2 separate regions of the Homo sapiens genome follow, and region 1 is linked to region 2. A link is a loop called in an ENCODE intact Hi-C map of the cell type or tissue named here. Cell type or tissue: dorsolateral prefrontal cortex. All regions are shown on one strand. Each heading gives the region's core, and the rest is flanking DNA. Links, peaks and the distances in the headings are about the cores only. Region 1 overlaps LOC105370854 (a long non-coding RNA gene). Region 2 has its middle 100 kb from the start of TPM1.

Region 1 (2,913 bases), core at 175-2,674, 89 kb before region 2:
GGCAGGGAATCACTGAAAGCTACAGAGACGAGTCTGGCAGGAAGGAGACTCAGCCCCTGCATGGCGGGGCTGGTTGTCCTTTGTGCTCAGTGTCTAGCTCCTAAGTTCCGCACAGGGGACAGAATCTGGGCTGAAATCTGAGACTTAGGTTCTGGTTCTGGCTGGGTGATCTTGGGCAAATTTCTTTATTTCTTGGAAACTTTTTGTTTTTATGTATTAACAGGCCTTTTGCCATGACTCTGAGTCTGGATGGTGAATATCCTTGATCTTTGGCAGCTACCAATTCTTTGAGAATAAATTATATACTAGGTGCTCTACTGGGTGTTTTATGAATATCGTTATTTTCCTCATCACAGATAACATTTATTAAGTGCTTACAATATTCCAGTCGACTACAGTTCCAAGGGCTATTTAAATACTGAGGTAGGGTCTAACCCCATTTTATTTTTTATTTTTTATTTTTATTTCTTTGAGACAGAGTCTTGCTCTGTTGCCCAGGCTGGAGTGCAGTGGCGCGATCTCGGCTTACTGCAAGCTCCGCCTCCCGGGTTCACGCAATTCTCCTGCCTCAGCCTCCCGAGTAGCTGGGACCACAAGCACCCGCCACCCCACCCAGCTAATGTTTTTGTATTTTTAGTAGAGATGGGGTTTCACCATGTTAGCCAGGATGGTCTCGATCTCCTGACCTCGTGATTCGCCCGCCTCGGCCTCCCAAAGTGCTGGGATTACAGGCATGAGCCACCATGCCCAGCAACCCCATTTTATAAATGAGGAAATGGAAGCACAATAAAATCAAATGCAACTAGAAAATTTTGTGCAACTAGGAAACAACAGATCCAAGAAGCAAACCCTGGCAGCCTGGCTCAGAATTTGTATCCTCGACCACTGTCTTCTATTATTATTTGTTATTTAATTTTTATATAACAACATTATATAAATGGAGCATTATATCCACTTTATGGCTGAGGATACTAAAACTGAGAGACATCTTACAAGTCAGCCAATATGACACAGCTTTTAAAAGGTGGAGCCAAGAGCTAAACCGAGCTGTGCTATCCAAAGGTTTCCACCACCCCGGGCCACCTCTTTACAGATCAATACACCCACAGAGAGAAGACTCCAGACTCCAGGGTGACCACTGCAGCTTGGTGGATTTGATCTTGGAGGTCTCCATTTTTGTAGGCATGATGAGGATGTCAAAGTCTATTTTTCAAAAGTTAAAAAAACATGGCTCATACAAATATACAGTGAGCATGTGTCAAAGATTTAACTCACTAATCAAAGAACCAGCACAATGACAAGGTTCATTTAAAAATATGTAGAATATTCATCATCACTGAGAAAAAAGAATACTGCAATTAAGATTCCTAAATTAGTTATGAAGTTAATTATCCTATCAGGCAGCAAAACTATAACCTTTGGGGTTGTCATCTATCCTATCGGAGAAAATTACAGCACTTCTATTCAAGAATCCAATGAGTCTCTTATAACTGAACATCTACCTGGGGTAATGTAATATCCTCATCAATAGAAAATAGATCAAAACAAAGGAATATATCCCTAGAGAATGGCAGAAGCCTCGAAAGGATCTGTGAGTGAATTCCAAGTAAGTGCGGGGTGTTCTTTCTAAACACAGGGCACTGAGCCAGTGCCCAGCCATGGCATTGTAAGCTAGAGAAGCACGATGTCTAGATGAGAAGACCAACAACAAGGTTCAAAGGGGGTGCCACCATTTTGTGTGCTTGTGCTATGCTCTCTGAGCCACAGCTTTATTTTCTGTAAGAAAGAAGATTCTGTTTTTTAATTGGGAGAACAATTCTCTCTCTTCAACCTCACAGAATTTTTGCCAGGATCAGCCAAGAGTGGACATAATAGGACTGGGTCAGTGATTGCTCTGGCTTCTGATATAAGGGAACAACCATTGGCCTCAGCCCCTGGAGGCCCCTTAACCCCTTAATGGAAAACTGTTTTTTTCCTTTTTTTTTTTTTTCTTTTTTGGAGACAGAGTCTAGCTCTGTTGCCCAGGCTGGAGTGCAGTGGCACAATCACAGCTCACTGCAGCTCAACCTCCCCAGGCTCAGGTGGTCCTCCCACCTCAGCCTCCGGAGTAGCTGGGACCACAGGCACACACCACCATGCCTGGCTAATTTTTTGGTATTTTTTGTAAAGATAGGGTTTCACTGTGTTGTCCAGGCTGCTCTCAAACTCCTGAGCTCAAGCTATCTGCCTGCCTCGGCCTCCCAAAGTGTTGAGATTACAGGTGTGTGTCACTGCACCTGGCCTGGAAAACTCTTATGTGGCAGGTGAAAAATGTAAAAGCCCTCAGCTTTCTGTGATGTTCTAGCAAACACTGGCACATCCAGAGGAACATGTGCCACTTTCGGGCCAAGCCAGCAAAATGATTACGAAAGTCTTTGAAGACCTAAGTCACATTAATGACTCAGAACTGCTGTGTTTTTGACAATGAAGCTTTGGATGGACACACTGACCCAGTGTCGTCTCACCAACCATCCCAGGGTGAGCTCAGAAGGGGACATATGTCACAGTCTTAATCAGCAATTGGCAAGTTTTTCCTTTAAAGGGCCAGATTGTAAATATTTTAGGCTTAGCAGGCCACATACAGCCTCTGTTGTTGCATTTTTTTTAATGTGCATGTTATGTTTTTTTTTTGTTTGTTCTAACATTTTAAAAATGTAAAAGCTATCCTTGGCTCACCTGGCTGTGCAAAAATAAGCAGCGGGCTGGATTTGGCTCATGGACTGCAGATTGCAGGCCCAGGTGTTCCTGGCTTATTTGCAGGTGGTGGAAAGACCACAGGCTTTGGAGCTGAAACTGACTTTGAATCCTGCTGTCCTCACTTTCCAGCTGTGCGAGCTTGGACACGCCTCCTTACCCCTGAGCCTCTGTCCTAAT
Region 2 (2,913 bases), core at 303-2,802:
ATGCTGTACAGTACCACAGGAGGCATCCCATGGGATGTGGTACTATACTGCATTGGGCCCAAATTCCAGCTCCACTCTAACCAGTGGTGTGGTCTTGGGCAAATCATTTATCCTCTTTGTTGTTGTTGTGTTTGAGACAGGGTCTCCCTCTGTCACCCAGGCTGGAGTGCAGTGGTGCGATCTCAGCTCACTGCAACCCTCCACCTCCCAGGCTCAAGCAATCCTCCCACCTCAGCCTCCCAATTAGCTGGGACTACAGGCATGCACCACCACGCCCAGATAATTTTTTGTATTTTTTGCCACATTGGCCAGGCTGGTCTCAAACTCCTGAGCTCAAGCGATCTGCTGTGCCCTCCTCAGCCTCCCAAAGTGCTGGGATTACAGGCATGAGCCACCGTGCCCGGCCTCATTTGTTCTCTTTAAGTTCAGTTTTCTCACATGTTAAATAATACCTATCTTGGATTATTGTCTAGGTGGAGGGAAATGATGTTGCCTACACCCAGCATGGCGCCAGACCCATTTGAAAATATGAACTTCCTTGTCTGACTCTAAATGAGAAAAGGGGGATGCAATGAGCTTTGGCGGGTGGACTGGGTGTGGATAAGTGGGAAAGACAGATGGCATCCCTCCTCATCAGCAAATTCCAACTCACAGAACAAGGCAGTCTTTGGAGAGAGGCATGTGGTAAGTTATCCTAGGTACACGTTCAGACCCTGTGCCCAGGGACCAAAACAAAAGGTTCCTGGGAGCAGAATGCAAAGGACCACACTCAAGCCGAGTAAAGAGGGCTGCAGGAGTCTGCAAGAGCTGGGAGCTGCCACATGAACTTGCTTTGGGAGAAGTCCATTTGCAGGGGGTTGCACAACCCTGGAGGCTGTGCTCTGTACACCTGGGAAAGCATTGTTAAGTCCTGGGACCTGTAAACTGTTTTCCCTGGTAGTTGAGCCCTGTGACTTCCCCAGCTGCTGAGTCCAGAAATGAGGAGTGCCTTGGCTTCAGTGTCAGAAGCAGCCCCACTCAGTTTCTCAGAACACATCTGTGTGGGTGTCTGACTGTCTCTCTATGTCTCTGTCTCTGCTTCTCTCTCTGTCTCTTGCTGTCATTCTGTCTGTGTCTGTCTCTCTGTGTGTTTCTGTGGCTGAGTCAGATGGAGGAGTCCTCATGTTTCACTGCTTAGCAGTTTTTGTCCTTCCTAGTACCCGTTCCCAGCCCACAAGATGCAGAAAGAGCTGTTGCTAGCGTGAGTTATTTTTGTCAGCTGAGTCACCACGCCAGAAAGCAAGAAATGACCCGCTTTATGTCTGCTCTGAGGAGCTGGAACCAGCTGGGATCTCTGGACCACTGAAAGCCCTGGAACATCGCCCACTTGAGCCCAGCGTCCAGCCCCTAACTGGAGAGAGGCAGCCAAGGACACACTGAAAGGCCCGGCCTGTCCCACCCCTGCCATCAAGGCCTGCCCTGGTGATGAAGACTGTCAGGGGTCACCAGCTCCCATCTGCAGCCTCAGGGCTTTACTCCCTGCTGAGAGGGACTGCTGCTCATTCTGACCGTATCATGGTTAATCCTGCCCCAGTCCTTGGCTGCCTGGCCCATGAGACTGTGTTCCTTCGGGCGAGGGAGCACGCCTGTTTATAGCCCTTTGGCACATATCATAGTGGCTGGGACATAGTAGGTGGTCAATAAGCATTAGCTCTGTTCCCTTCACTGTGGCTCTGCAGGCAAGCCAGCTGCATCTCAGCTCCTCTACCTTTGGCCTCATTCCTGCCTAAAATGCCCTCTCGTTTCCTCCCTGTAGCCACATCCAACCCAGGGTCCTAGCCCTGGCCCCGTCCACACAGCCTGTCCTCCAACCCTGCAACCCCCTAAGATGCTTCCCCTCTGGACCCCACAGCACCTGCTTCCCTTCACTCCCCTGCACCTCCTGAAATCTTAGGCATTTGTGGACATGCATATTTTTCTGGGAAATCTTAAAGGAGTCCTTGGCCCCCAAGAGGTTTAGAACTACTGGGAGGGAATGGGGAAGCCTGGAAGGGTATTGAATGATACATTCCTTTGGTAAGACAGACCTGGCAGGGTACAGGGGGTTCTCTTCCATTTCTTTTGTAGGGCTTCCTCTTTGGGTGGGAAACTTTGAGGAGGCTCCAGGGCTGTGGACTGTCAGGGTGTGCTTTCCCTGTGACAGCATTCAGATAAGATGAGTAGTCTCTGTCTCTGTCTCCCTCTCTATCTGAATAACAAGGCTTGTTGTTTCTGTAGTTTTTCATTTTATTTTTCACATTCTGGACATTTTTAAAGCAGAAATCATTTTAGCTCACCAAGAGTTGAAATTAGAGAGAGAGTGAATCACCTGGTCTCATCTAAAGTAGATAACAAAGCTGAGTTTGGTGAGAGCTGCAGTAAGCCATTTGCTTGGACACCATGCACAGCCGCAAGAAGTGATACCTCTTGTAAATAAATCACCCACTGGCAGCCTCACCTTGGAATATTTATAAGGAAACAGACCTGGGAAGGACAAACTGTAAGTCTAGGCTGCAAAGATTATTGGAAGAAGCACTTTACAGTGTATACAGAAAGTTTGATGCTTGATCACCTACAGGAAGACAGAGGAGAAAGAAAGGAAAGCTGCCAGTTCTATTAGGCAGGGAAATGGTGTATTTCATTTTCAACGGTGGCCTGTCCTTGTGTATATCTGTGAGTCTTTCTCACTACAGGATAGGGAAACATACAGGGAGAGTCTGCCCATCCTCCTTCCTAACCTCCAAGCTTTGGCAAGCCAGCCCAGGGCAGGATGCCTACGATGCCTGAAGGGGTCCCCAAGTTTGCTCCCAAATTACGTCAAAGCCCCAATCTACACCATAGGCCACAGGAAAGCCCAGACTGGCCCCCCTTCTCTGGTTGTAATATTGATGAAGT

What was found. A loop is a pair of places that touch in the nucleus more often than their neighbours do. Peaks named below come from ENCODE experiments on the same cell type or tissue, not always from the same donor. Only the 100,000 strongest peaks of a DNase experiment are listed, where the experiment ranks them.
Region 1: it touches region 2 in a loop (2.8-fold over the local background); 4 of 110 quality-filtered maps call a loop at or near these places.

Annotation. Positions count from the first base shown.
Region 1 is chr15:62,851,206-62,854,118 of GRCh38, forward strand. All of the region lies in intron 1 of LOC105370854 (a long non-coding RNA gene), which reads right to left. Among named protein-coding and RNA genes, the nearest start is that of MIR190A, 29 kb to the left of the region's middle. In dorsolateral prefrontal cortex, for the core only: no CTCF peak of the experiment used is centred there; no DNase peak of the experiment used is centred there; H3K27ac peaks cover 1,650 bases.
Region 2 is chr15:62,939,674-62,942,586 of GRCh38, forward strand. No RefSeq gene overlaps it. Among named protein-coding and RNA genes, the nearest start is that of TPM1, 100 kb to the right of the region's middle. In dorsolateral prefrontal cortex, for the core only: no CTCF peak of the experiment used is centred there; a DNase peak (open chromatin) is centred at 1,308; H3K4me3 peaks cover 592 bases; H3K27ac peaks cover 2,292 bases.